2 separate regions of the Homo sapiens genome follow, and region 1 is linked to region 2. Evidence: chromatin loops called from intact Hi-C (ENCODE). Cell type or tissue: B cell. All regions are shown on one strand. Links, peaks and the distances in the headings refer to the core of each region. The heading gives the core; the rest is flanking DNA. Region 1 overlaps LOC105371912 (a long non-coding RNA gene). Region 2 holds the start of LINC01993 (long intergenic non-protein coding RNA 1993).

Evidence for each region. Hi-C counts contacts between places; a loop is a spot of excess contacts. Peaks named below come from ENCODE experiments on the same cell type or tissue, not always from the same donor. Only the 100,000 strongest peaks of a DNase experiment are listed, where the experiment ranks them.
Region 1: it touches region 2 in a loop (4-fold over the local background); 6 of 110 quality-filtered maps call a loop at or near these places.

The regions. Positions count from the first base shown.
Region 1 is chr17:78,334,877-78,350,166 of GRCh38, forward strand. It overlaps LOC105371912 (a long non-coding RNA gene), which reads left to right. Exons shown (of 2, transcript NR_188632.1): 2 at 9,089-11,501. Among named protein-coding and RNA genes, the nearest start is that of SOCS3, 18 kb to the right of the region's middle. RefSeq lists silencers at 4,107-4,216, 6,780-7,039, 7,250-7,359, 13,538-13,597 and enhancers at 7,406-7,911, 9,938-10,442. In B cell, for the core only: no CTCF peak of the experiment used is centred there; DNase peaks (open chromatin) are centred at 5,713, 6,885, 7,405, 8,815 and 1 weaker place; H3K4me3 peaks cover 2,839 bases; H3K27ac peaks cover 2,365 bases.
Region 2 is chr17:78,269,215-78,284,504 of GRCh38, forward strand. LINC01993 (long intergenic non-protein coding RNA 1993) reads right to left here and starts at 9,278. Exons shown (of 7, transcript NR_073178.1): 1 at 9,230-9,278; 2 at 2,038-2,753; 3 at 1,438-1,632; 4 at 556-731. RefSeq lists enhancers at 926-1,650, 7,033-7,302, 7,533-7,582, 8,144-8,977, 8,978-9,811 and 1 more. In B cell, for the core only: no CTCF peak of the experiment used is centred there; DNase peaks (open chromatin) are centred at 7,117, 7,227 and 9,453; H3K27ac peaks cover 386 bases; H3K27me3 peaks cover 1,268 bases.

The sequences.
Region 1 (15,290 bases), core at 4,409-12,408, 66 kb after region 2:
AGTCCGGGGCTGGCATCTACCCAGACAGCGTCTCACTCTGCTGCCCAGCCCACTTTCAAGTCAATGTGGAGCTTCCCAGCTCGCCCTCCCCATCCTGGATTTCAGATCCCTCCTACCCTCACCCTACTTTCTCTCGGAGTTTGACAGGGGAGCAGGTAGAACCTGGGGCAGATCTGCATTCCCCTGGGAGATGCTTCAAGCAGTGGCAGGGTCTTAGCCTCTGAGCTGCTCCCTGGTAGGAAGGAAGCAACTGCCCCTGGTCTGTGTTGGGAGATGGACAGAGCTTTAGGATGGACAGGCGTTGGGGATGCACCAGTACACATAGGCGCTCAATAACGGTGGTCTTTATTCTCTTTCCTCTTCTGTCATCTGACACGATTCGGTCTTCTCAGCTAAGGACTGGGTCTGTCCTTCGCTCGTCCTTGTAGCCGTGACTACAACCTTCCAAGCCATTTTTGTTTTCTTAGAGGTTTTATTGGGAGCTGAGGGTTAATAGCACCCCAGCCCCTCCCATCAGGCTCAAGGGGCTCTTTTGCCTTCACTTGTGGTTGAGAGTCCTCCCTCCCTCCTGCCCTCTTCTCTGTCCTTTTGAAATATGAGCTCAGCTCCCTAGAAGGTATCAGTGCTTTATTTTGTACCCCTACCAACTTTCTTTCTCTTTTTTTTTTTTTCGAGACGGAGTTTCACTGTTGTCGCCCAGGCTAGAATGCAATGGCGTGATCTCGGCTCACTGCAGCCTCCACCTCCTGGGTTCAAGCAATTCTCCTGCCTCAGCCTCCCGAGTAGCTGGGATTACAGGCGTGCACCACCATACCCAGCTAATTTTTTCTATTTTTAGTAGAGACGGGGTTTCTCCAGGTTGCTCAGGCTGGTGTCGAACTCCTGACCTCAGGTGATCCACCCGCCTGGGCCTCCCAAAGTGCTGGGATTACAGGCATGAGCCACCATGCCTGGCCTCTTTCTCATAGAAATCTTTTGTGATTGAATTGTCTGAATTGTGGATTTTTTTTGGTCTACCTTACCATTTTCCTTTTTAGAACCTACAGCTTTCTTTTTTTGGCCAGCATTTCTTTTTGGAGAAATTTCCCCTAAAGTATAGGGTACCTATGTGATAATTTCCAGTATCTCTTCCTGAGCTATTATAAACTCACAGGGAATCATCCTGTATGAAGAGTGACCCCACAATGAAATTCCTTTCCTGGGGTTCAAACAATAGACTTAAAAAAAAATTTAAGACACAGGGTCTTAGGTCGGGCATGGTGGCTCACGCCTGTAATCCCAGCTACTAGGGAGGCTGAGGCAGGAGAACCACTTGATGGAGGTTGCAGTGAGTAGAGATGAAGCCACTGCACTCCAGCCTGGGTGACAAAGCCAGACCCCATCTGGCCAGACCGCCATCGGGAGATGGAGGTTGTAGTGAGCCGAGATCCTGCCACTGCACTCCAGCCTGGGCTACAGAGCCAGATCCCATCCCGCCCCACCCCCCCAAAAAAAGAGAGAGAAAGACAGAGAGACAGGGTCTGGCTCTGTCACCCAGGCTACAGTGGATTGACTTGATCGTAGCTCACTCACTGCAGCCTTGAAGTCCTGGGCTCAAGTGATCCTCCTGCCTCGGCCTCCTGAGTACCTGGAACTACAGGCACCAGCCGGTGTGCCCTGCTCAAGCAGTAGACTTTCCCTTGGAATAAAGACCATTATAATCCCCTCCACCAACTCTCGCAAAGCCATAGTTTGCCAGAGCCATTACTGAACTTTTTGACAAGGCAATCAGCTCAAATGCACCCAAACAGGTTCGGGATTCCTGAACTCAGCCCAGGCTTCATTGATGATACCTAACACGCCTGACTCTATAAGCGGCTGACTTTTAAAATAATAACTTTTTTTTTTTTCTTTTTGAGATGGAGTCTCACTCTGTTGCTCAGGCTGGAGCGTAATGGCATGATCTCAGGCTCACTGCAACCTCCTCCTCTTGGGTTCAAGTGATTCTCCTGCTTCAGCCTCCCAAATAGCTGGGATTACAGGCGCCCACCACTATGCACAGCTAATCTTTTGTATAAAATAATGACTTTTAAAATAATCCAATACAATAAGATCTATTAAGCACCTAGTACATAACTATGAACCAGGGATTGGGGAGAGAAAGGAGGAAGGAGATTTGATCTCACCCTCGAAGGGTTTAGAATCTCTCCACTAAGATTTTTAGGAGTTAGAGTTGGAAACTTCACAATCTAAAGTGAAGAAAGACGAACAGGGTAAAACTCAAGACAGTTTTTGTAAAAAGAAATGTAAAACTGTTTGCCTTCCTGTTTCTTCGTCAGGGATAAGTAATTTCCAGTCATCCCATCCATTAAACAAATATGTATTAAGAAAGAAAAACAGTCCAGGAGCCTACTGCGGGCACAACCGGGGTGCACAGAACCCATCTCGGGAGGCTGGCTCTGCCCCTTGAGAAAGTTCAAGATGAAGGGGATGCCAAGGCCAGAGGCAAATGTCCAGCCCTCACTAGCGGGGATCACCTCGAGTTCCACGCGAGGGGCTCAGGGTTGGGTAATCGAGAGTGGAAAGCTCTGGAAAAACCCTAATACCCCTGTTGCAACATTCTAGGAAAATGGTCTGTCTATTGAATAAGAGTGAGTCACCATGGGAAAGTTGGGGCGGTCAACACTACCCCGCACTGCTCATCCCCATTCTTTGGCTCCTAGTGATGCTCCGGTCACCCTCTGGGGGCCATGGGGAGGAGGCAGTGACGCCGTGATCCGGAATTTCAACGAGACATATGCAAATGGCCCAATGGGCTGTGAAGGAAGTTCAGAGACAGGAGGATGAGGCAGCTCAGTGTTTCTAACCCACAAAGCAGAAGTGAGAATGGGTGAGAATTCCCAGTCACCTTCCCCTTCTCCTTTCCCTTCTCACTCTACCCCAACCCTACTCCCTGTGTGGGCCCTCTGCCCCTTCCCTGTTCAGAAATGAGATCACTGGGTGGGTGCAGTGGCTCATGCCTGTAATCCCAGCACTTCAGAAGGCCGAAGCCGGAGGATCACTTAAGGCCAGGAGTTCAAGACCAGCCTGGGCAACATAGTGAGACCCCCGTCTCTGCAAAAAAATTAAAATCAGCCAGGCGTGGTAGTGCACACCTGTGGTTCTAGCTACTTGAGAGGCTGAGGTTGGGGGATCACTTGAACTCAGGAGGTTGAGACTGCAGTGAGCTATGATCACACCATTGCACTCCAGCCTGGGTGACAAAGTGAGACCCTGTCTCTTTTTTGCTTGAGATGGAGTCTTGCTCTGTCGCCCAGGCTGGAGTGCAGTGGCTCAATCTTGGCTCACTGCAACTTCCGCCTCCCGGGTTCAAGCAATTCTCCTGCCTCAGATCTCCCCAGTGGCTGGGACTACAGATGCAAGCCACCACGCCTGGCTAATTTTTGTAATTTTAGTAGAGATGGGGTTTCACCATGTTGGCCAGGCTGGTCTTGAACAGGTGATCCACCTGCCTCAGCCTCCCAAATTCCTGGGATTACAAGCATGAGCCACCATGTCCAGCTGACCCTGTCTCTTAAAAAAGAAATTGAGATCTCTGACTTTTACCCAATTACCCAAGTCTGTCAAAGTACCCATCTGTAAAAGAAACCAGCCTTGTAAGGTTCCTTTCAACTCCAGAATTGAGGAGTGGGTTTGGGGGCAGTCAGAGGGGGGTGCTGGTGAGCAGGTGACAGGAGAAGGAAGAATCTCCAGTTGAGCCCCCACTATGTGTCAGGCCAGGAACCCAGGGACCTCACCAGAGCCCTCTGTAGAGGTCAGCATCCTCGTTTTACAGATGACACAATGACAGCCTAGTCGGAGGATGATGACACCAGGATCTGACCCAGTCTTCCCAGGCTCCCCCCCCCAACTGGAAGCCCCCCAAGATTGAGCAGACATATTCTTTCAGGAAACACCACCACTCTGGTTTATTTCAGCTGCAGGTCTGATCTCCATAACAGAAGCACACCTGAAAAATACTGCCTTAGCCGCTGAATTTTGATAGAGCAATTCTATATTCCTGGTAACTTCCTCTGTAATTAATCGTCAATTGATTACTCCGTCACTTACATGTGAGTGTGAAGGCGCTGGCTTCTTTGTCAGGAAGTGAACTCTCTATTGACGAATGAGTCAAAGCACTGGGCGGCTGTTACTTATTCATGAAGGAGGGCATTGGCGCGTTTAGGTTTCCCCTCACCTGTCCAGCACGCCCTGAAAGATTGTAGTACAGAGTCCTGGGGAGAAAGTGGTTTCCTGCCTCTCCCTGGGCTCATATTTGAATGGTACTTTCTTTCTCTCTCTCTCAGCAGACTAGGCTCCTCTCAGCAGATTTCCATCCCAAGTTTGGGTAGCTCTTGCCAAACCTTTTAACCCGTATTCTACAGCAATAATCCAAGTTATAAATAAAACTATTCAATTCAGCTATCTAGTTAATTAAAGAATTAGTAGCCACTTGTGGATAATATTTATTTTTCTGGGCAGTGAACTGAGTTAGTTGGACTGGGCATGGGGATGAGTTCAATATTTTATTAATTTTCCTTGAGGATAGCTATATATTTAGTACACATGTAATACAATGTATTAGTGTGATAACTTTTTTTTTTTTTTTTTTTGAGATGGAGTCTCACTCTGTCACCCAGGCTGGAGTGCAGTGGCACGATCTCAGCTTACTGCAACCTCTGCCTCCTGGGTTCAAGCAATTCTCATGCCTCAGCCTCCTGAGTAGCTGGGACTACAGGTGGACCCCACCATGCCTGGCTAATTTTTGTATTTTTAGTAGAGATGGGGTTTCACCATGTTGGCCAGACTGGTCTCAAACTCATGGCTTCATGTGATCCTCCCACCTCTGCCTCCCAAAGTGCTGAAATTACAGGCAACAGCCACCTCGCTCAGTCAACTTTCTTTAAAAAGGAAGGATGACTGGGCACAGTGGCTCATGCCTGTAATCACAGCACTTTAGGAGGCTAAGGCGGGAGGATGGCTTGAGCCCAGGAGTTCGAGACCAGTGTAAGCAACATAGGGAGACCCCCCCCCCACCCCCACCGTCTCTACAAAAAAATAGAAAAATTAGCCAGGTGTGGTGGCACATGCCTGTAGTCCCAGCTATTCAGGAGGTTGCGGCAGGAGGATCCATTGAGCCTAGGGGGCAGGGGCTGCAATGAGCTATGATCATGCCACTGCACTCCAGCCTGGGTGACAGAAGGAGACCCTGCCTCAAAAACAAAAGGAAGCTAAGGGGTGTAAACTGCCTGGGGAAGACTCTCTGGGGTCATAGAGAGTGGGTTTAGGATCTGGGGGACATTCTCTGTGGCCAGTCAGTCAGGGTGCTGGCCTGACTGCTCAACAAGCTTCTTAATGACTCTAAACCTCAGATTCTTCGTTTGAAAACCAGGCAGATGAGCTCAGAGAACTGCTGTGTGGATTCCCCCTCCCAGTTCCAGTGTGGCAGAGTCCTGGCAAGATAGAGTCTACCTAGAGCTGCTCAGAAATGCAGCATCTCATGGCCCACCCCAGCCAGATGAATCAGTCTGCAGTTTAACAAGATCCAGGTGATTGGTGCTGACGTGAAAGTTTGAGAGGCCAGGCTAAATAACATGACATATGTAAAACACCTGGCAGAGAGTGGGCATGGATGGGCGTCAGCTGCCCTCCTCCTCTCCCCCGAGCATCCTCAGACACCATCCCAGGGAGATCTTTTGCTTGGGAGGGAGAGATGTGGGTTGGATTGTGGGTGAAATGTGGGCGACCTGCATTCTCATGGTGCAGCACATATTTTGTCTCCTTGCAATCATTGATGTGGGCCAGACTGCAAAGTGTGGCCCCTAGGAGTTCAGCATATGGTCCTAAGGTTACAGGGTGAACCCAAGGCGACCAGGGCCACGTATGCAAGTACCCACAGCTTCTTCCACCAAGCCGCCACCACCCGTGGATGTGGTCACTCACTCTGGTGGGGCAAGGGGGCAAGAGGGCAGCTGGACCTCTAGTCCTCATATGGGTTTGCTGGTTGTATGTAAAAAGCCCCTTAGGGGCTGGTGTCCGCAATGTGATACTGAATGTGATGGTTTAACAGCTTTCATGACACACCCATTTTGGAAGCAGCCATCCTGTGCTGGGCACTGCGGATTCAACACAGACCAAATGGACCCATGGCAGGAAGGTCGTTAGAGTTAGGATGGGCAGAGAAGTAGCACATGGGGACAAGGGCTGAACCCAGGTCAGCACAGGGTGTTGGGAAGACCACCCTAGAAAGGAAGTGGGGGCCGGGCGCGGTGGCTCATGCCTGTAATCCCAGCACTTTGGGAGGCCGAGGCAGGCCGATCACTTGAGGTCAGGAGTTCGAAACCACCCTACCCTGGTCAACATGGTGAAACCCCATCTCTACTAAAAATACAAAAACTAGCCAGGTATGGTGGCGCGTGCCTGTAGTCCCAGCTACCCGGGAAGCTGAGGCAGGAGAATCGCCTGAACCGGGGAGGTAGAGGTTGCAGTGAGCTGAGATAGTGCCACTGCACTCCAGCCTGGGCAACAGAGCGAGGCCCTGTCTAAAAAAAAAATAATAAATAAAATAAAATAAAATAAATCAAGAAAAAGAAGGAAGTGGGGCCCAGGGCGGACAGGCTCAGGGCAAGGCACCTGCCCGGAGGGCACTGGGGTAGGGCACCGGATGGCCTTAGCCTCTGGACATTCTCAGCGACCTGGCACTAGGGAATGTTCCTGGCCTAAGGAAGGACCTGGGTCTGGCCAAAAAGGCGAGAGAGCTAGGCGCGGCCTGGGAGGAAGGTGCGGCGCTGGGGAGGGAGGGGAGCCCTGCCCTGGTGTGCCCTCGGTCCCGCGCCGCACACCCTGCCGGGAAGCCCGGGGCCGCAGCTGCTCGGGCGGCCCGGCCCAGAATAGCCTCCCTTCCGGGCAGGGCTGCCCCGGCCCGCAGCGCCAGCGCCCGAAATAGGGCTCGGCCGGGTGGCGGGCGCCAGGGGCCGCCCCAGCTGCAGGACTCGCCGGGGAGCCGGGGCCCGCGCGTGGACCGGGAGGGGCTGCGGGGTGCGGGCCCGGCCCTGGGACGCGAGGACCCGGGTGGGCGGGTCCGCGGGCGGGGTGGGGGCGGGGCGCGGGGCCGGGACCGGGATCCCGGGCGCGGGGCCAGCCCGAGGCGGGTGGAGCCGGGCGCTGACCTCACAGCCCGCGAGGAAGCCCGTCGGGGCCGGCGGGGCTGATGGAAGGCCTGAGGAATTCGCAGCCGGCGGCGCGGCCGGGCGCGTTCCCTTCCCCTCTCTCCGTTGCCCGGCGAGGGAGCCACAGCGCAGCGGTTGCCATGGCCACGGGCCGGGCGTGGGGCTGGGGGACCAGGGGCCGCTGAGCCTCGATCACCTTGTCCTGCTCGAGCCAGGTTGGCATGGACTGGAAGAACCCCGCGGCGGCGGGCGGGAGGTGCTGGGGCCAGGGGAGGCCCCGAGGGACCCCGCCGCCCGGTCTGCGCCCTGATCCCGCAGGGTCCTGTGGAAATGCGGTGTCTGCCTCCCCGCCTCCTGCGCTCACACATGCAGGCCTGGGGCCTGCGGGTCCCGGGGCTCTGAGCCTGCACAGCCCACGGGCCGCAGCCGCAGGCCCCGCACTGGTAGCTTAGGTGGACACGGAGGCTGAGGGGGAGTTTCCAAGGGGCCTGGCCTCACGCTCTGCCCGTCACAGCCGCCACCCCTCACCGGCCCTCCACCCACCCCTAACTCCTTAACCTCTCCCGGCCTCGGTTTCCTCACCTATTAACTAGAGATTAGTCATAGCTACCATCCAGGCTTGTTATATTAAAATAGAATAATTATGTAATGTGCCGTGTGCACTCCAAACGCGGTCCTCTTTCCCTGTCCCACACCTCCTTCCTCCTGCATCAGGCCTGGGGAGGGGGGCGTGCCGATGTCACCCCCAACCCCCAGGCCTAGAGTCCTGGACACATGGACGCCCCTGCCAGAGCTCCCCTCCCCGCGCTTGGGGTTACTTTGAACCCCGCCTCCTACAAGAGGATGGTCCAGCCTATTGTCGGAACCTGCAGGAATCCCAGGCTGCGACCCAAGAATATTAGCGGAGGCCCAGCCTGGCTGGGGTGAGTCAGCCTCTCCTCCCAAATTCAGTTGCGGCTTCAGCTGCCCTGTGCAGCTGGGGCTGCTAAGTTGCCAGCAAGAGGCAGCCTCTGAAAATCTCTGGAAAGACCAGCATGTCCTTGGGGTGGGATTCAGAGCACAGTGGGGTGGGGGAGGGTTGAGAAGGGGTCTTGATCCCCCTTCTCTTCCTCTAGGGGAGCCGAGGCTTGGGACCAGGGAAGCAGCGGTACCCCATGTGGGGAAGGGCGGGCCTGACTTACTGTAACTTCCTGGCCCAAAGCCTGATTGTCCTGTGGTTGGGCTGCCCGGCCAGAGAGGCCCCTGGTGTAGGGAGGACTCAGAGAGAACTTGCCTCCCGTTGCCAGGGCCCAGTGTGTGTGTACTGGGGGGCGGAGGGGCTGTGCTGTCACTGATTTCCTGAGACAGCTAGTAGACCAGATGAGGCTGCCTGGAAGGTGGCTCCTCTTCCCTAAGCAGGTTGGGCCACTACCTAAATGCCAGGTTATTTACAAGAAAAAAAAAAGGCTGTCCAGGGGCTCAGCCCCTTTTGGAGGGCATCAGAGCCGCCAGTGTTGACTGAGCACTCACCATGTACTACGCCATATGGGCGTTTGCTCACTGAACTGTCACAACCACCCAAGAAAACGGGAACTGTTGTTATCCCCATTGTACAGATGGGGAGCGGATTTAGAGTCCTGGGATGCAAACTGGGTTTCCCCGCTGGCTCCCGATCCCCACTCCATCTGGCCTATGAGCGTGGGAACCAGTGTGGCCCGGAAGAGTGGTGGATGGCCCAGCTGACTGCCCAGGTGCCCCCACCCCCCAGCCACATGGGCATGCGGCTTGCTCGGTACTCAGCTGACTTCCTGTCCCTGGAAGAGCAGCTGCCGGTATGCTGGGGCAGGGCGGTCCCCTTCCTGTGGTTCAGGTAAGGGCATAACCCCATGCCTTCTTGGCATCCTCCCTCTCTCCTTTCTCAGGCTCTGCAAGTCCGACCTGGGTGCCCCAGAGAGCTGCTCCGGGAAAGACGTTTACCTGCTGCCCAGAGCTGGGACTGCAGACCCTGATTGGCGAGGGCTTGGAGAGTAGCTGAGAACCTTCCCTTCAGCTACTGAAGACCAGACAGGGCTTTCTGTATCACGCTGCCTGACGATGATGAGGGTGCAGTGACTAAGAGTGCAGATGAAAGGCCCAGCTCTCCAACCAGGTGGATGGATTTGCAAGGAGCTTCTATCTGGGCGTGGTGGCTCATGCCTGTAATCCCAGCACTTTGGGAGGCTGAGGCGAGCGAACCACCTGAGGGTGGGAGTTCAAGACCAGCCTGACCAACATGGAGAAACCCCATCTCTACTAAAAATACAAAATTAGCCGGGCATGGTGGCAGGCACCTGTAATCCCAGCTACTCGGGAGGCTGAGGCAGGAGAATCGCTTGAACCCGGGAGGCGGAGGTTGCAGTGAGCCAAGATCGTGCCATTGCACTCCAGCCTGGGCGACAGAGTGAGACTCCATTTCAAAAAAAAAAAAAAAAAAGAAAGGAGCTTCTGAGAGATGGGGTCTCCACCTCCCCATCAGATACTCCAGGGCTTTGGAAAGAGCTGGCTGGCTCTTGGGCATCACCTCAACTTTCCCCTAGGTGACGCTGCCAAGGAACTGTGGCACTGTCCCTACTTCCCACATCCAGCTCCACGGTTCCACCTCCCACCCCCCTTGCCTGTGGAAGCTCAAAATAAGCTTTCTAGAGCATGATGTTTCTTGTGTGAGGGGTCATCTGAGGTTGTAAAGACTGAAGCTCTTCACCAGAGAAACGCAGGAAGCATCCCGCAGCTAAGTGAGGCAATGTCTGGGGCACGCCAGGCCACGCCAGGTAGCTCAGAGGGGAGGAACGCCCCTGGCTACACAGCCTGCGTCTGAGCCCTGCTGGTGGCCAGGCCATCTGCTGGGCTCCATCCCTGGGCGTCTTTCCAGCCTGTCTTCAGTGCTCAGGGCGTCTTTAGCAGAGCATAAAGTGGCATTTCACTTGTCCCTCTACCCAACAGCAAGGAAGTGGACCTCTCTTAGGCTTTTCTTGGAAGACGAAAGGAAAGAAAGAACGTTCTCAATGTGAGATCCTACAGGACCACTGTACTGGGTCGAATGGCGTCCCCCCCCACCAAATTCATGTCTGCATGGAACCTACAAATGTGACTTTGTTTGGAAAGAGGGTCTTTGCAGATGTAATTAAGATGTACTCCACAGGCCTGGGGAGATCAAGGCTAACAGCATGTTGTATGAGGATGGCCCCAGTCCAATGACTGATGCCCTTATATGAGGGAAATCTGGACACAGACACACAGAGAAGGCCACGCGGTGGTGGAGGCAGAGATGGGAGAGATGTGTCTACAAGCCAAGGAGCGAGCAGGACCGCCGGCCACCACCAGGAGCTGGCAGGGGCAAGGAAGTCATTCTTCCCTGGGGGCTTCAGAGGGAGCACGGTCCCAGTACACCTTGAGTGTTGGCCTTCTGGCCTCCAGAGCTGTGAGAGAATCCATTTTGGTTGTTTGAAGCTGCTGAGTTTGTGGCGTTTTGTTACGGCTGTCCCAGGAAAGGAATACAATCACCAAATGTCAAACACAGGGCAGCTGGGAAAAACAAGAGGGAAATGCATGAGGCACGTAAAGAAAAGACTTGGAAGAGACCAAGGAGGGACAGGAAGGAATGCTTCCTCAACTTCCTCCTCGCACCCGGACAGGAAGCCGGAGACCTAGTGGCTGAGCCTTGGAAGAAGCGGCTACCTATTCCCCCCCACAAGAGCGGGTGAGCTTGGATGTCGGATGAATGAGAAGGGTCTGAATCTTGCTGGGTCCCAGGGAGACCCTGTTAATAATAACAAACTCAAGATATGGTCTCGTCTCATCCTCACCACAGTGCCTAAAGCAGGTTTTATTGAAATCCCCGTGTATAGATTAGGAACAAGGCAGGGCGGTTGGGTGCCTGCCCAGGGTCATAGGCAGCAGCAGTGATCTGGAACTGGAGCCCAGCTTTCCCACACCCTGCCCTTACCACTTGTCCTCTCCTGATCCAGGGCTCCAGTGCCCATGTCCAGTGCCTTGGTGGGGCTGGGCCAAGAGGCACAGCGAGGGCCCTGGCCACAGGCAGGGGCGTTGGAGCCCTGCTGCCTAGGTTTGGATCCCAGCTCTACTCCTGGTGAGCTGTGTGACCTTGGGCAAGTTACATTACATCCCTGTTTTGCAGTTTCACCCACTGAGAAAATAGGGACAAGAATAGTACGTAACTCATGGAGTTGCTGGAGACCTCCATGGGTCAGTACGTTTCAGGTGCTTAGAATAGTGCTTGGCACACTGGAAGCACAGCCATAAAAGTGTTGTGAAATAAATAAAACCCGCTGGGCGAGAGAACTCTTTCTTTCATAGCTGGGGCCAAGGAGAGGGCTTCAGGATGGTGACCTGTCTTATTCTTACTCCACAGACATGGAGATATCAAGGCCAATAGCATTCTCATGCAGTTCTCTTCTATTTCCCATAGAACCCTCAAGACCAGCAAGGGGGACACCTGAGAGCAGAAAGCAGAGTTGCACCCACATTCTGGGCAGGCTGACTCAGTTGCTAGAATCCTGCCTCTAGGGCCAAGATTACTGTTTGATCCTGATCTGGGCCAGCTTTGTCCTACTGGAGGAAAGCTTGGAACCCTGAATCCTACTTGGTTGGTCTCCTGCTTGGCTGTTTTGCTCACAGTGGGAACCTGGTCTGGGGTGATTCACTATCACTCATCGCTCCACAGAAGGATGGTGCCCGGTGCACATCCCCAGGATAGTGTTAACCGTCACCTTTACGCATGGCACTCAGAATGCGCAGAGTGGTGTGTGCATGCAGCAACGTGTATACACCCTGTGCATCTGGGAGGTCCTCCAGTCATCTCTGGCCGCGTCCTGCGGAGGGTGCTGCAGCCTCTACCTGGCCTCTGGCTCTTTCTTTCCTTTCCTTTCTTTCTTTCCTTCTTTCTCTTCCTTTCTCTTCCTTTCCTTTCTTTCCTTTCTTTCCTTTCTCTTTCCTTTCTTTCCTTCCTTTCTTCCTTCCTTCCTTCCCTTTCTTCTTTCTTTTCTTTCCTTCCTTTCCTTCTTCCTTCCTTTCTTTCTTTTTCTTCTTTCTTTCTCTCTCTCTTTCTTTCTTTCTCTCTCTCTTTCTAGAGTCTTGCTCTGTCACCACGCTGGAGTGCAGTGGAGTGATCTCGGCTCATTGCAACCTCTGCGACCCAGCTTCAAGCGATTCTCCTGCCTCAGTCTCCCAAGTAGCTGGGACTATAGGCATGCACCACCACAAACAGTTAATTTTTTTTGTATTTTTAGTAGAGATGGGGTTTCACCATGTTGGCCAGGCTGGTCTTGAACTCCTGACCTCAGGTGATCCCCCCCACCTTGGCCTCCCAAAGTGCTGGGATTACAGAGGTGGCTCTTTTAATTGACTCCTCTCCAGGCATCTCTCCTTCCAGCCACAGAGCCTGGCCTGATGGTCCCAGGGCCCCAGGGCCCCAGGTGAAGGCCTCTCTCCTCCCCCACTCAGGTCTGACCAGCTCTGTTTCCATCCTGGTGTGGGCACAAGGTCTCTTGCTGCAGCTGGGCCAGTTTGCTGACCTTCTCAGCTCCTTCTCTTAGACTGGAGAGGCCTGGAAGGGTGCCCGAGGGAGGGTCTGGGCTGCTCTCCTGGGCTCCTCCCCTCCACTCCAGGACTCTGGCTGGAGCCTGGTCAGGGTCCTTACTGAGTTCTCAGCCAAGCGCCAGCCCTGTGATGGCCTGAGGGGTCTGGTGGGGAAGCCCCAAAGTGAGGGCTCCATAGCCCTCACTGTCCCTCCCCCAGCATTGTGCAGTGCCGGCGGTCTCTGAGTTCTTCTGGGTAGCCTTTCTACCACATCCTCTTGCCTACTTTCACCAGGTGGCCAAGGGACACTAAAAAAGGCAGTGAATAGCTAGAGGACCACTCTTGAAAATCAGCCTGCCTTCCTCCTGGTGCCAGCTCCTGTCCCTCCGGCCTCCTTTTCATAGAATTCTACAACAGGAGGAAACAGAGAGGTCATCTCCTCCACCTTCACCAAGTTTCCAGAACGGATGGGTTAGAGGGATCTGGCGTTCTCTGAGGCTTCGGGCCAAACCTTGGACATTGGGCTGGCCAGAGATCTTGCTGGGGTTGCCTTGGGAATTGTATATCCATTGGGAGCACTAGCCCTGAACACCTGGGGCTCCCCACCTGCTAGGAGCTGGGAGGACTCTGGTGTTCCCTGCAACCCCCCAGGGTCTGGGTGGACGGAATGGCAGCCCAGGACTGTTCCCCAGGCTGACCTGGACTCTGATGAGAGCCAAGAGTGGACCTAGCTGTCATTTAGATCCCTGGGGGAGCCTTCACAGTAGCTGCCAAGCAGAGGTCCTGGCACTGGGGAGGGTTCTCACACGTAGGAGGGGCAGTACTTAAGCAAGTAACAGTGGAGAGGGCACTGGATTTGACATCAGCTGAGAGGTGGTCCGTTTCTGCTTCTCTCACTGCTTATCTGTGATCTGAGGCAAGCCTAAACTCCTCTACAGCTTAGTTTACTCATCTGGAAAGTGTGGTATATTTTATTTTACCTGCCTTACATCTGAGGCATGGAGGAAGGACGGAATGAGATCACCTATTAAAATGCATTTTGAAAAAACAAAAGTGCTATTTATGCAAACACATGGTACTAAAAATAAAAGATGCCTGTTTGCTTCTGGAAGTAAAAGTTGTGAATGATGCCGGGCGCTGTGGCTCACACCTGTAATCCCAGCACTTTGGGAGGTCAAGGCGGGTGGATCACAAGGTCGAGAGATCGAGACCAACCTGGCCGACATGGGGAAACCCCATCTCTACTAAAAATACCAAAAAAATTAGCTGAGCACGGTGGCACACGCCTGTAGTCCCAGCTACTCAGGAGGCTGAGGCAGGAGAATCACTTGAACCCGGGAGGCGGAGGTTGCAGTGAGCCGAGATTGCGCCATTGCACTCCTGCACTCCAGCCTGGTGACAGAGCGAGACCATCCGTCTCAAAAAAAAAAAAAAAAAAAAGTTATGAATTAAGTGATATTTTAATGATCCAGGAACCCCATTATTTAAAGAACATTTTGTCTTTTGTACAGCCACAGAGCCAGTGTTTGATGAGTTTCCAGCAAGCATCACCCATTCTGCTAGATTTTGTGAGGAACATAAAAAAGCAGAAGATATAGGGCCTGGTACGGAGTTGGCATTCAATTAATAATCATTGGGCAGGGCACGGTGGCTCAGACCTGTGTTCCCAGCACTTTGGGAGGCTGAGGTGGGTGGATCACCTGAGGCCAAGAGTTCAAGACCGGCCTGGCCACCATGGTCAAACCCCATCTCTACTAAAAGTACAAAAATTAGCCGGGCCTGGTGGCACATGGCGGTAGTCCCAGCTACTCGGGAGGCTGAGGCAGGTGAATTGCTTGAGCCTGGGAGGCAGAAGTTGCAGTGAGCCAAGATCATGCCACTGCACTCCAGCCTGGGCGACACAGTGAGACTCTGTCTCAAAATATATATATATATTAATAATCATTGGATGAATAAGAGCGAATTTCTTCCATCTGAGAGTTCACAGTCCAGTTTGGACGGGGACAGTCATGTGACCGGGTGATGAATGAGTGGTGCAGGCTGTACATATAATATGCATTTGGAGGGAGGAGAGGTCTCCAGGGTGTGGGAGGCTTCAGGGAGGAGGCAGGAAGGGAGAAATCCTCAGCAGAGAGGGAGAACTAGAAGAGAGAATTGGAGGGGCTGGCTGGGAAGAAGGGCTAACCCCAACATGGGCTCCTAATCCCAAGTGAGCAGGGAAGTGATGAATATGGTGGGCAGGGAAGAAGACCACCCTGATGGGAAGAAGTTTGCCTCCTAGCGTGGGGTGGAGTGGGGGCAGAGTAAACTTCCCACTGGGGCTACAGTTGAAGGGTTTTGGAAACCCAGCTTAGTGGAAAATGCCAGGGGGAACCAGTATAGATCCTACAGGGATGGGCTGCCTGTGTGCATGACATCATGAAAGCAATATTTTTAGAAGATGAGTCTGGCATGGATGGGCCCATGGGGACATACCAAACTTCTTGAAGTTCCCCAAAGTTTCCCTTTTCCGGGCTATTTCCCTGTTTCTGAGAATGCCCCATTCTCCCA
Region 2 (15,290 bases), core at 3,898-11,897:
TGCTGGGCCCCCTTGGGCCCCTGGAACAATGGGTTCCCACTAGCCAACCTGTTCCCACAGCCAGAAGTTGCCATGGTGACCCCCTCCCACCTTCAGCTACAGCTTTTCCAGTAAAACCACTGCAGAAATCCATACTTCCCGACAGGCACGCCCGGCCCCCCACCCCCCACTCTGCGCGGTCTTGGAGCCTCGGGGAGTTAACCCTGCGCATGCTGGTGTCTGTTGTTTGGGGGAGACGGGAGTGAGAGCCGGCAATGCGGGCCCCAGGCTGGAGAGGAGAGGGTGGACGGGGGCAAGACAAGCTGCCCTGTCCTTGAAGGCCCCAGCGAGTGACTTGAGCAACTCCAGGAAGCTGGAGCGGAGCAGTGAAGCTAGCTCTGACCTAGGGGCCCCCTTGGCACAGAGGAGGCCTAGCTGGGGCCCACAGCGCAGCTCACCCCTTCTAGAGTGACCCCCTGCCCGCAGTCGCTGGGACACGAGACCCTTCCCGGCCTGGCTGCAGCTGCTACCCTGTTAGCCGATCCCCTCTTCCTCCTCTCCCCTCCCGGCACAAACCTTTTTCCTGGAGGCAGAGAGGGCTCAGTCCCAGGTCCCCGTGGCCCTGCTGCCAGCACCTGGCGGCCCCCAAGGGCACTGCGTACCTGGAGCCCGGCTTTGCATCCACAGGTCTGCCCTAGGGGGCTGTTGAACTCCAGAAGTCGCTGCCTGCTCAGGGTCTCCGTGTCCTCCCCCTGAGAAGTGGGGATAATGATCTGGGCTGCTTCCAAGCTTGGGGAAGAGGATCCCCCTAGAAGGTTCTGTCCTGCTGCCTCTGCCAGGTGGAGGGGCCCCTGGGGACACCCCAGGCTGCAGGGGCTCAGGGGGCTCCGTGGCCCAGGCCCAGCCTCACTTCTGCAGCCAGAGTGAGCAAGGAGATGCTGTAATTGTTCTCTCTGTAGCCCAGGATGAATAATTGAGAGGTCTTTGAAGAGAATTAATTAGCCAGCTTATTGACTGGAAACGCTTTGCTGCAGATGATGGAGGATGGAAGCCTGCGTGGGGCCCGTTTGCCGGCTGGGGCCGCACCAGACATTCAATTCACACCCATGGCTGCTCAGCGGGACCAGGGGCTCGGCCTTTGCCTAGTACCTGCTCTCTCCTGCTCAGGAGGAAGTGGGGGAGCTGAGCCCCAACTTGGCACCCTGCTGTGGTTCTGTCCTGATTTCTGGTATGGGGAGGGGGGGCAGCACCCCTTAGACTCAACTCTGCTCTGTCTTCTAAGAGGCAAGATGGGGGCCTCTCCAGGAGTGGGGGTGGGTGTGGCTCAGTCTTGGGAGCAGTTCCCTTGCAGGATAGACTCTGGTCCTGGGCTCCTTCAGTCCAGCCCACCCCACCGCCTGAGCCCCAGCCCCTTTTCGGGAACTAGGGAGTGACAGGAAAAGACGAAAGCGTTCTTGCCTGCAGGCTGCAGGGGGTCAGACATGTCGATGTCCCTGGTGAGGCTGAGGAGGGCCGGTTCTCATGGAATGGACAAGGCGCTAGGCAGGAAATGCTGGATCACTAGCCCCGGGTACCAGTCATTAATAGTAGTAGTAAACATTCCTCCAGCAGGCCCTGTCCTAAGCACACTGCATGCACTAACTCCTGTAGACCCTGTGAAGACAGGGGGTGGGCTTGTTCCCCAGCTGGGTCTGCAGAGCCTCAGGGCAGAACCTGGCACAGATAAAGCTTTGTTGATTGAATGAATGAGTGAATGAAGGAAATGAATGTGAGGAAGCTGAGTGGCAAAGTTAGACTCACACATCGGGTTTGTTTGTTTGTTTTTTTGAGATAGAATCTCTCTCAGTTGCCCAGGCTGGAGTGCAATGGCGCAATCTTGGCTCACTGCAACCTCTGCCTCCCAGGTTCAAGCGATTCTCCTGCCTTAGCCTCCCGAGTAGCTGGGATTACAGGCATGTGCCACCACACCTGGCTAATTTTTGTATTTTTAGTAGAGATGGGATTTCACCATGTTGGCCAGGCTGGTCTTAAGCTCCTGACCTCAGGTGATCCACTCACCTCGGCCTCCCAAAGTGCTGGGATTACAGGCGTGAGCCACCGTGCCCGGCCTCACACACCGTTTTTAAGCTGGCTCAAGGATCCGTGCTCTGATGCATCCTCCAGTCCCAGGCGACGTCAACATGGAAGATGTGGGCAAGAGGCAAACAGTCATGAAGGGCTTGGGCCATGTGGAGGATGAGCAGGAGGTGGGGGCCCTGAGAGCGGGCCCAGGGTTCAGCCCTGCCTCTGCAGCTGCTGGAGCACCAGTGAAGAGAGGGCAGGTGCCAGCAGGCATGGTGCAACTGTGGGGGACATGGGCGGGGCAGGGGGTACCTGGGTGGAGCTGGTTGGGGACCATTGCTCTTGGTCCAGATAAGGCATGACAAGGCCTGGGCCAAGACCCCTGAAATGGGGCATGGAGAGTCTGTGACAGCTCTGAGATATGTGGAGGGGAAGGGGAATGGAACCTGGTGACTTGTGGACCTGCGGAATGGGGGACAGGAGTTGAGATGACTCCAGGTATCTCCCGACATGAGCACATGTATCTGCAAATGAGGCGGGGGTCAGGAAGCACAGGGAGCTTGCTCTTGCCCCGGGGGCCTAGGATGCCCTGGGCTGTCATCATTCCACACTCACCCCTGACCTGCTCCTGCTCGCTCAGGGAGGCTGCCTTACAGGGAGGTATCAGTGGCTCCCTCATCCTCTGCCTCTGTGGAGCCCACAGTGGGAGGCACCTGCAGAACATGGGGGTGGGGGACAGTGCAGTTGGGGGCGTGGGTGTTCCTTCCTCTATCTGCCTCCCTCACAGAGTTGTGATCAAGCGAGTTGTAGAGAAACGCCACTCTCTGAGACGAATTCAGGCTAGTGCTCAAAATTCTCTCCACCCCAAAGAAGGGGCTAGATTTTCTTTTATACTTTGTTTTAGAAAGGGGCGGTGGGGGGAGTCTAGTTAAAACAATCTTACAGAAGCAAAGCAGACAAAAAAGTTAAAAGGATAAATGGTTACGGGAAAGCAAACAGTTCCAGGTGCAGGGGCTTTAAATGTATTACAAGGTGATAGACGCGGGGCTTTGAGTGTTATCAACCGGATACAAACGCGGGGACTCTGGGTGCTATCAACCGGGCGAATTCCTAGGAACTGCGGATATAACTTGCCACAGTATCTTATCAGTTAATTGCATCCTTGGATGTGCTGGCAGTCTGCTTGCACAAGTTAAGTCCTTGAGGAAGGGGGTGGGTAAGGGGCTGTAAGTGAAGGAGCCAAGATGGAGTCTGTCTGGCTCTCTCAGCTAAGGGAGAGTCAATTCAGGTTAAAACAAGGTTGGGTATCACAATAGCCCTCTCCATGCCTCTCTGTCCAGGGCTGGGATTGGTTGGCATACTCTGCATGCCTTTCCCCAGCCCTCCAGCTGTCCTAGAGTTGGGCTGGGATAACCCTCCAGCCGCCCTGTGAGTTGCACTGGGATCAGTCAGGTGTACTCTGCATGCCTCACCCCAGCCCCCGAGCCGTCCCGTGGGTTGGAGTTGTTTGCGTCACTGGCTTTCTGTTCTCAGCTGACTTAGCTGGGACGTCAACAACTCCCTATGTCAGAGGCAAGTCTCCGCCTGCATCTGCCAGAGCTCCACACAGCTGCAGACACCTGTGGCTTCATCTGAGTCCTCATCTCGGCCTCTGGGAACCACTCCTTCCTACCCTTTGCCTGGAGACAGTGGAAGCCGAGGGACATTTCTCCGAATGGCGTTCACTTGGCTCCAGAAATGAGAACTGGAATGAGGAAGAGGAATCAGTCTCCCTCCAGGTGGCTGAAGCTAGGCACGTGGAACCTGGGAGCAGCGGGCAGCCACACTGGTGCCCTTCAGACAGCAGGAGGGGGCTCTTGTCCGAAGCTCTGAGTTCAAAACAGAGGGGACATGGGGGAACAGCAGGAGGTAGGATCAGGCCCCCCAACTCCTGCCGAGAGCTCACACCTGTCTTCAGCCCCTCCTGCATTCCTGCCAGTGGTAGCCATTTGCCCTTTTGGTTGCCTGGTGTCCAAATACCCTTTCTACGTTGGAGGTAGGGTCCTGGGGGTCCCTGCTCCCTTTCCCAGGCTCTGAAAACTGACTCCTGGGAATGTGACCAAAATGATTACATTAAATGCTTCCACCTGAATGTTTAATCGTGAAGATGAGATGCCAAGTTCAAGAGTAATTTAGGGGCCAGGTGTGGTGGCTTGCGCCTGTAACCCCAGCATTTTGGGAGGCCGAGGCAGGTGGATCACTGGAGACCAGGAGTTTGAGACAAGCCTGGCCAATATGGTGAAACCCTGTGTCTACTAAAAATGCAAAAATTAGTCAGGTGTGGTGGTGCACACCTATAATCCCAGCTACTCGGGAGGCTGAGACAGGAGAATCGCTTGAACCTGGGAGGTGGAGGTTGCAGTGAGCCAAGATCAGGTCACTGCACTCCAGCCTGGGCGACACAGCAAGACTCTGTCTCAAAAAAAAATAAAAAATAAAAAAAGAGTAATTTAGGATTGTTCCCAAGGGTTGTGGTAGAGCCAGACAGCACTGTGTCACAGCATGCAGTGAGTATCCAGCCTCGATACCCTATGCAGCCCATTCTATGCTAACGGTTACCCCCACTGAATTCCTTTTCTGCATAGGTTAACCAGAGTGCCACTGTCAGTCACAATACTGACTAGTGGCTTCTCTTGGGTTTCCTGAGAAACTCCCTATATCAGTTAGTGAGTGCCATAATCAGGCTGTGTAACAAGCAGCCCCGCAATCCTGGTGGCATTCTACAATAAGCATTTGTTTTGCTCACATCTCTGTGGGTCTGTGGGGGTTCACCAGATCCAGGCTTGGATTAGCTGGCTGGCGTCTGGGCTGTGAGTTGGGTCCAGGTTTGCTTCACATGTTTCTTATCAACCTCGGCCCAGCAAGCTACCTGAGGCGTGTTCCTTCCAGGGTGACTTCAGCAGTGAAAGAGAGCAAGTTCATTGTGCAAGCACAGTTCAAGTCTACTCACTCCATATCCCCTGACATCCCACTGATCAAAGCAAGTCCCATAGCTATGCCCCAAGTCAAGGATGTGAATGCATAATTCTACTACAAGGGAGTGAAGAAGCAGGACTGATCATTCCATCCTCCCCTTATTTGTTTTTAGTTTTTATTATGAAAAAAAAAATTTTTTTTTGAGACCGAGTCTTGTTCTGTCGCCCAGGCTGGCTGAAGTGCAGTGGTGTGATCTCAGCTCACTGCAACCTCCACCTCTCGGGTTTAAGCAATTCTCTTGCTTCAGCCCCCCCGAGTAGCTGGGACTACAGGCTTCTGCCACCACGCCCAGCTAATTTTTGTATTTTTAGTAGATACGGGGTTTTGCCATGTTGGCTAGGCTGGTCTCAAACTCCTGGACTCAGGTGATCTGCCCACCTCGGCCTCCTAAAGTGCTGGGATTATGGGCGTAAGCCACTGCACCAGGACCATGAAAATATTTTTTTAAAAATAGGCAGAAGGGGCCGGGCACGGTGGCTCACGCCTGTAATCCCAGCACTTTGGGAGGCAGAGGCAGGTAGATCACGAGGTCAGGAGATCGAGACCATCCTGGCTAACATGGTGAAACCCCATCTCTACTAAAAATACAAAAAAAATTAGCCGGGTTTGGTGGCGGGCGCCTGTAGTCCCAGCTACTCGAGAGGCTGAGGCAGGAGAATGGCGTGAACCCAGGAGGCAGAGCTTGCAGTGAGCCGAGATAGCGCCACTGCACTCCAGCCTGGGCGACAGAGCGAGACTCCATCTCAAAAAAATAAATAAGTAAAAATAAATAAAAATAGGCAGAAGGGTGTAATGAATCCCCATAGAACATCACCCAGATTCCACAATTATTATTATTTTCCCATATTTGTCTAACCTGTTTTTTTTCCCTTGGTAAAGTGTATTTTTTAAACTTTTTTTTCCCATATGTAAAACAAATAATTTATGTAAAGATATATGTATATATACACACATAACAAAATTTACCATTTTAACCATTTTCAAGTGTACAGTTCAGTGGCATTAAGTAATTACCACTGTTGCACAGTTGCTCTCCAGCTCCTGAACATTCTAATCTTCCCAAACTGAAACTGTCCCCATTAATTAACACTAGCTCCCCATTCCCCTGGACCCCAACCCCTGGCAACCACCATGCTATTTTCTGTCTCTATAAATCTAACAATCTCACATGAGTGGAATCACACGGTATGTGTCTTTGTGTGACTGGCTGATTTCATTTAGTGTGATGTCTTCAAGGTGCATCCACGTGATAGCATAGGTCAGAATTTCCTTCCTTTTTAAGGCTGAATAATATTCCACCGTATGGATAGACCATAGTTTGTTTATCCATTCATGCATCCATGGATACTAGGGTTGCTTCTATCTTCTGGCTATTGCAAATGAATAATGCTGCTATGAACGTGGGTGAACATATCTCTGAGTCTCTGCTTTTAATTCTTTTGGGGATAGATACAGGAGTGGAAGTGCTGGGTTATACGCTAATTCTATGTTTAATTTTTGGAGCATCTCACCACACTGTTTTCCACAGCAATTGTACCATTTTCCATTCCCACCAAAATTGAGTGCACAGGGCCAAGCGCTGTGGCTCACACCTGTAATCCCAGCACTTTGGGAGGCCATGGCGGGTGGATCACTTGAGGTCAGGAGTTTGAGACCGGCCTGGCCAACATGGTGAAACCCCGTCTCTACTAAAAATATAAAAATTAGTCGGGCCATGGTGAAGCATGCCTGTAATCCCAGCTACTCAGGAGGCTGAGGCACGAGAATCGCTTGAATCCAGGAGGTGGAGGTTGTGGTGGGCCGAGATAGTGCCACTGCACTCCAGCCTGGATGACAGTGAGACTCCACCTCAAAAAAAAAAATTGAGTGCACAGGATTCCAATTTCTCCACATCTTCACCAACACTTGTTATTTTCTGTTGTTTTTTTTTTAAAAAAAATAGTAGCCGTCCTAATAGGTATTGAGTGGCGTCGTCTTGTGGTTTTAGTTTGCATTTCAGGCTCCATTTGACTTCGGCTGGTTTGAGGTGAGTTTCTGTTTCTTGTAACTGGCGCTAGTTCAGGTAGGCTCAGCAGCTGCAGAACTCAAAGAGATATGTTCACCCGCGTTCATAGCAGCATTATTCATTTGCAATAGCCAAAAGATAGAAGCAACCCTAGTGTCCATGGATACATGAATGGATAAACAAACTATGGTCTATCCATACTGTGGAATATTATTCAGCCTTAACAAAGGAAGGAAATTCTGACCTATGCTATCATGTGGATGAACCTTGGAGACATCACACTAAGTGAAATCAGCCAGTCACACAAAGACACATACCAGCTCAGCAGCTGCAGCACGGTAGCCAACAATAGCAGCTGTGGCTTGTGGAGAAGTTTATTTCTCCTTCTGTAACAGCCCAGGGCGGGTGCACCCGGTCTATGCAGCCCTACTCCCTTAGGGGACCCAGGCGGATGCTGCTTTGCTACCTTGACGTGGAGTTTCTGAGCTCGCTCTGCCGGTTGCCACCTGGGTCCCCAGGTGGGAGGGTGGAGCACCTGCCAGGATTGATGGGCTAAGGGCGGAACTTTCCCCTTGCATTCCATCAGGGGTATTTATCTTTTTTTTTTTTTTTTTTTTTTTGAGATGGAGTCTTGCTCTGTCACCCAGGCTGGAGTGCAGTGGTGCGATCTCGGCTCACTGCAACCTCCGCCTCCCAGGTTCAAGCAATTCTCCTGCCTCAGCCTCCTGAGTAGCTGGGATTACAGGTGCCACCATGCCCAGCTAATTTTGTTATTTTTAGTAGAGACGGGGTTTTGCCATGTTGGCCAGGCTGGTCTCAAACTCCTGACCTCAGGTGATCCGCCCACCTCGGCCTCCCAAAGTGCTGGGATTACAGGAATGAGCCACCGCACCCGGTCTCAGTTGATATTTCTAAGAATCTGCATAGAATAGACCAGCCGACCCTGGATCCTATCAGAGGGTGGAGGCTGGGAGGAGGAAGAGGATCAGGAAAAATAACTAATGCGTACTAGACTTAGTACCTGCGTGCTGAAATAATCTGTACAACAAACCCCAATGTCACGGGCTTACCTATATAACAAACCTGCACGTGGACCCCTGAACTTAAAAGGTTTTTTTAAAAAAAGAGGGTCGGGTACAGTGGCTCACACCTGTAATCCCAGCACTTTGGGAGGCCAAGGTGGGTGGATCATCTGAGGTCAGGAGTTCCAGACCAGTCTGGCCAACATGGTGGAACCCTGTCGTCTCTACTAAAAATACAAAAATTAGCCGGGCATGGTGGTGGGCGTAATCCCATCTACTCGGGAGACTGAGGCAGGAGAATTGCTTGAACCTGGGAGGCGGAGGTTGCAGTCAGCCGAGATCACACCACTGCACTCCAGCCTGGGCGACAGGGCAAGACTCTGTCTCCAAAAAAAAAAAAAAAGGGGAAGCCTGTTGCCCAAAAGGGCTGCTGTGGTACCTAAAAATGTGGGCTTTCTCCTTCTGGGAGGGGGTAGGAAGAAGTCGCCCCCACTCTCCAGGCCCACGGCTGCCCCGCCCCTGCTCACCAGCCGGCTGGCTGTGGCAAAACTAAAGCCTGCCCCGTGCCCTGAGCCCGGCATGTTGTTCAGCCTCTCTGAAATGGTCTCCTTGGATCATGGGCAGAGATGGTACGATGGGATCCCACCCGAGGGGTCCCGGCCGGTGCTCACGGGGCTGGGACCAGCTGCTCTTACTCTGTTTTTCTACCTTTCTCAGCCACTTGGAGGAAGAGAGAATTTTGTTACCTTTTACAGGTAAGGACGCTGAGGTTCACAGGATAAGTCACTTCCAGCCAGGTGTGTGTGACCTCAGATCCATACTCAGAGGGAGGTGGGCTGGGCAGAGCCTCCCACCTGCTCCCCTGGAGGCCCATGAGTCTGGGCACTGGGGCCCCAATTCCTATAAACCGGGGTTGATTACGGAGGACTCCCCTCACCTGCAACCCCGCCTCCCACCACAGAGCCCAGGCAGCAGGGAAGCCTGGAGACAGGCGCAGAGCCTCTGGGCCTGGGTGCCTACCCCTGCCCACCCCCAGGGCCTCAGGCCACAGGAGACCACCTAAAGCAGGAGCCGGGAGTAGGGCCCAGGCTGGGCTGGCACAGCTGGGCCTGTGAGGGGTGGAGGGGCCGCTGGGGAAGGGACTTACCAGCAGCAGCTCTGCTGGGACCTGGGAGGCTCTCCTCATTTCCAGTAACAAGCGGGGGTGGGGGCAGTGGGAGGGAGGAGGCGGCTTTCCCCAGGTGCCAGCTGTGCTTGAAGACAGCCTGTCCCCTCTGCTGTCTCCTGTTCTCAGCTCCTTAATCCCCTCCCCGACCTCGTAGTTGACTCCTGGGCTGACTCCTCCCCTGGAAGGGAAAGAAGAGCCGGGCTCACCCACACCCAACAGGTGCAGCAGCTGCTTGAGGTCACAGTTGCTGAGAAGGGAAGCTGAGGCCAGTGGCAGCTCCAGCCAGGGTTGGTGCAGCCTGCTGAGGGGTCGAGGTCACCCAATCACCCACCCAGCTCCACCTGCCCCCACCCCTCCCACCCAGCCTGGCCACCAGCCCAGACACCTTCCTCACATGGCCTGAAGACCCCTGCTGACCTGTGGCACCATGTGGCCCAGCAGGGTGGCCAGGCTGGCCGGGGTCATGGGGTGGGGGACGCTGCTCCCCACCTGCCCTGGGGTGGTCGGTGCTGTTGGGGAGGCCACTCTCTAGGGGCATCTGCCAGGTAGGCAGACCAGAAACTTACCCCGAGTTCTGTGACCCGCTCCGGGGAGCGGGGCATCTCATGTCCTCTCAGCCACGTCTGAAAGCTGGGACATGGCAGAGTGGGCAGGGCTGCCCTCTGAGCTGACCCCCTTCCCCTCCTCCCCATCTTGTCTCTCCTCAGATCTAGGGCTCACTCTGAGGCGTGGGTGACACTTGCCCCCCAACCCCAGCCTCTTCAGTGCAGGGAGGCAGGGCCTGAACTTCGGAGGGCCTTGGGGCAGGTTCCTGGGGCTTGCAGTGAGGCCTCCCCTTTCCCAGGGAGAGGAAGGGAGAAGCCGCGTCTGGCGAGGGAAGCCTGTACCCTCACCCTCACTGTGTCCAGATCTGCACCCCTAACCTGGCCTGGGGAGACTGGCACCAGGTGGAGCTGGTCCCCAAGGAGCCCCAAACCCCAGAACATCTGCTGCAGGGGTCAGCTCTCAGGGGGCCCCAGGGCCAGTCCTCTCTGCACCCCACCTTCCCTGCTCAATGTGGCTTGTAGGAGGTTATGCAAAGCATTATGCAAAGCACATGCAAATGAGACCCAACCACAACTGGTCACTCTCTCCAGGCAAGACCACTGAAGCCCTCTGGTCATCAGCAGGAATGCAGGGGCGCCTATGGCAGGCCGGACTCCAGGTCAGGCCTTGGGGCAGTGAGGAAGAAGGTGCATGCCAGGTAAGCTATAGTCAAAAGGGAGGGACACACACCACCAGGCGAATGAATGAAGCAAATCAATGGCACTCCTCCCTGCCCCAGAATTCAAAATGACAGACCGGTGCAGACAGATGCATGTGTGTTCTGAGAGGTGGTTGTGTACAAGCAAGCTCACTCCTTCAGTCTCCCATTCATTCACTTATTCTGCAAACTCGGTGTCTATTATGAGCCTGGGCTGTTCCAGGGGCTGGGGATATCCCAGCAGATGAAAATGCCTGCTTTGCAGGGCTCCAGTAGGGAGAGAAAGATACAGGTGACAAGTCAGGATGAGCAAGGAGGACACACCGGTGTATGTTCCAGAAACCATAAGGAGGCTGGAGCCAGGCACAGGGAGCCCTGGGCCTTGGGAAGAGTATGGTCTGTGCAGGGGCCATGTAGTGGGAGGGGGCCCTGCAACATCAACCCAGGTGCCCTGGGGAGGTTGTGGTGGAAACAGGCAGAGCACGGAGGGAACCAAGTTCCCCGGGCAGGAGATGCCAGGGGCTGCGGCCAGGGGTGGCAGTGGAAGGGCTGAGAAGTGGTCGGATTCTGGGTTAGGAAGAGAAAGCTGCCCTTTGCCCTCTGAAGCTTCGCCGAAAAATCAGCGGACAAAAGGCAGATTCATAGGAGAAAAGGCTCACAAAATTTACTGTAACTGCATAGCACAGGACTCCCCGGACGTGATTACCCAGTAATCCAGAGGGGTCCAGAACCTGCCATGCCCTTCCTCATGGGAGAAGAGGTGGTGGGAAACCACCTCTTTGAGGCAAAGTCAATGATTTTTGGGGGGAAATGAAATGAATGGGCCCCTTGCTCAGACAATGGTTAGTGAATAATTCTCTTTGGGAATCAAATAGGACCAAAGAACAGACAATGGTTTGGGAGGAAGTTGGTCTGGGCTCTAGGTGTGGTGGTTCATTGCAGCCTCTTCCTTTGTGATGTGAGTTTTAATCTTCTCCGGTTAATAACATTTCAGGGAAGGCAATTGTGTTCCTCTTGGCCAGTCTGGTTTCTAGGTAGTTAAGGAAAGTCCGAGAACAGCCTCATCCTGTGCTTTGGGAAGACATGGGGCTGGAGGTAGGTCAGAGAGACCTTGGGGCCCCTTCTTGTCAAGGCGCCATATTTTCTGAGCCCCAACAGTGTATTTTGGGAATGCTGTTATATTTCCATCTAATTTGCATTAAGGAAAAGCTATATGTGTTTTGGTGCCTGGGTACCTGTGTTGGGGAGGCTGGGAGTGGGGACAGAGTGGGGGAGGGCATCTTCTGGGTGCTCTGCAGACCCAGGGGTCTGTGGTGTTCTCCTTCAGGGCAACCCCCCAAAACCCACCACCCAAACTCAGCGAAACTACAAGGTGGGGCTGTGATGGGGCCTAGAGGTTTATGTAACAATCATGGGAACGGAGGTCCTCACCCGTGGAGGCCCCGCTAGGGGTTGAGCCTATTCCAGGGGTTCCCTGGAGTTCACCTCTCCTCACTGCCTCCTGTTCTTATTGGTTTTCTGGTGGGGGAGGAAGGGGCAAAGCCGCTCTTCTGTGAAGGTGGATGTTTTTTTTTTGGCAGCAGCTGAAATCCATTTGCTACTAGGCCTAGGAGTAAGTGGGCGATCAAAACTGAATCGTGCAGTTTTTACTCCAAAACAAGCCCTGGCTCTTTAAGACTTGGGGCTGATTTTCACTCTCGGGTACCTGGGGCGAAGGTCGGGAAGCCAGGCCTTCTGTAAAGCTTTTAAGGACAGAAGGTGTAGCCTCCCAAGTTAGCACACTCTGGAGCCCCGAATGCAGTTGCCCTCTACAGACCTGGTCAGGGCCTCACCCTGCAGCCCAGGGGAAGGGACTGGGGGCTTTAAAGCTCTCGCAGGTCTCTGTTTGGCTGTGTGGCCCAGGACCAGCTCCTTCTACTCTCCTGCTGTGAATCAGCAGCACCACCCCCGACTTAGTAGCATAGTGTGAGGCTGACGTGCACGTGGGTGTGAATCCCGGTCAGCGCCACTCGTTGTGCCTTTGCGCTTCAATGGTCCCTGCCAAGGCTGTGGCAGCAGCTCCTGAGCTCCCCACCATACCTCGCCTAAAGCCTTAGGGACAAGTTCAGCCACCTGAGACCAAAAGCGCCCTGCCTGGCTAGCTCTAAGCCTCCAAATAACCCCTGGGATCCCAGCAGTTCTTCACTGTAAGAGTTTACTTGTGGCTGGGCATGGTGGTGAACACCTGTAGTCCCAGCTGCTTGGGAGGCTGAGGTGGGAGGATCACTTGAGCCCAGGAGGTTGAGATGGTAGTGAACCATGACTGCACCACTGTACTGTATGTAACCTGGGTGACAGAGTGAGTGAGACCCTGTCTCAAAAAAAAAAAAAAAAAAAAGTGGGCCGGGAGCAGTGGCTCACTCCTGTAATCCCAGCACTTTGGGAGGCCAAGGCGGACGGATCATGAGGTCAAGGTATCGAGATCAGGCCGGGCACGGTGGTTCACACCTGTAATCCCAGCACTTCGGGAGGCCAAGGCAGGCGGATCACGAGGTCAGGAGATCGAGACCATCCTGCCTAACATGGTGAAACCCCGTCTCTACTAAAAAAAAAAAAAAAATACAAAAAATTAGCCGGGCATGGTGATGGATGCCTGTAGTCCCAGCTACTCGGGAGGCTGAGGCAGGAGAATGGTGTGAACCCGGGAGGTGGAGCTTGCAGTGAGCCGAGATTGCGACACTGCACTCCAGCCTGGGCGACACAGCGAGACTCCGTTTCAAAAAAAAAAAAAAGATATCGAGATCATCCTGGCCAACATGATGAAACCCCATCTCCACTAAAAATACAAAAATTAGCTGGGTGTGGTGGCTACTCCGGAGGCTGAGGCAGAAAAATCGCTTGAACCCAGGAGGCAGAGGTTGCAGTGAGCTGAGACTGCGCCACTGCACTCCAGCCTGGTGACAGAGCGAGCCTCCGTCTCAAAAAAAAAAAAAAACAGAACAAAACAAAAAAAGTGTTCACAGATGGGCTTGGAGGTCCATGGTCCATCCTTGTTCTTCAGGCCAGCCAAAGGTGGCCAAATTTAGTAAAAAAGCAAACAAAAAACCAAGACACCTAGTTAAATTTGAATTTCAGAGAAATAACAAATACATTTTTAGTGTAAGTATATCCCATGCAATATGAGAGAGATACTTACTCTAAAAAATGTATTTGGCCAGGCGTGTGGGCTCACACCTGTAATCCCAGCACTTTGGGAGGCTGAGGTGGGTGGATCACTTGAGGTCAGGAGTTCGAGACCAGCCTGGCCAACATGGCAAAAACCCATCTCTACTAATACAAAAATTAGCCGGGCCTGGTGGCGAGCACCTGTAATCCCAGCTACCAGAGGGCTGAGGCATGAGAATTGCTTGAACCCAGGAGGTGGAGGTTGCAGTGAGCCAAGATCATGTCACTGCACTCCAGCTTGAGTGACAGAGTGAGACTGTGCCTCAAAAATAAAAAAAAATGTATTTGTTGTTTCTCTGAAATTCAAATTTAACTGAGCATCCTGTGTTTTATCTGGCAATCCTAGTCCCACCCTCTTCCAAATTCACATCTTTTTTTTTTTGAGACAGAGTTTCACTCTTAATGCCCAGGCTGGATTGCAGTGGCATGATCCCAGGTCACAGCAACCTCTGTCTCTTGGGTTCAAGCAATTCTCCTGCCTCAGCCTCCCGCGTAGCTGCCGTGCACCACCACGCCTGGCTAATTTTTGTATTTTTAGTACAACGGGGTTTCACCATGTTGGCTGGGCTAGTCTCGAACTCCTGACCTCAGGTGATCCACCTGCCTCGGCCTCCCAAAGTGCTGGGATTACAGGCGTGAGCCACCACGCCCGGCCCTCCAAATTCACGTCTATAAGAACGATTTTCCTGCCCCAACCATACATTTCTCACAGATAAAGGTGCATTTTTATCATTTCGTCTTTCCTGGGGCTGAAATGGCTTCTTCTTTTTGCATTTTATGGTTTTACAATTGTAGCAGTAAAACATTCTTGCCGGCAAGATGATTGAAAATTTAACTACAAAAGGCATCATTCATTTTATTTTTGTCTTCATTGGAGACATAAAATGGATTCGCAATCATCCCACCACAGTGGTTGAGTATTGTGGGTTTTAGAGTTGCTCACATAGCACATTTATACTCACCAGTGTGAGGGCTCTTTGCAGCCGCCAATGGAGTGATCGTTTGTGTTTTGGAAGCAGCAGTAACATTTATTCCTAATAATCCTGCTGCAGTGGGTTCTTGGTATTTTATAGTTGTTATTGCAGTAAAATTTATATCCTACAGAATTATGACAATATTCAGCTACTAATATGATTATTATTTGTGTGTGTGTGTTAAAACCACGGAAATAAAATTTACTCCCAACAATACAGTGGCAATTTTATGTCCCTAAACCTGACCGTAAATAATAAACATAACTACAGAATGCCTGTAAACACATAAAACATCCTTCTCGGAAAAAGTGAACTCTCCATTGCTATCCTGATGAGACCAGCAGCTGGGGAGCCTGGTCTAGCAGTTAGGGCTCCTGGGCAGACTTCAAAAGGATGAAGCAACTTCTTCACAGGACTCCTGGAGAGCAAGTTGCTTAACATTTCAGAGTCCAAGTCAGCCCGTCTCAGAGAACGTGGGCTGGTCCATCGCCTGATGAGTGCACGGATACAATGTGTGGTAACCACACTGTAGAACACTGCTTGGCCGTAAAGAGAATGCAGTTCTCATACACACTGCAACTCGGATGAGCCTTCGAGACATTATGCTCCACGAAAGAAG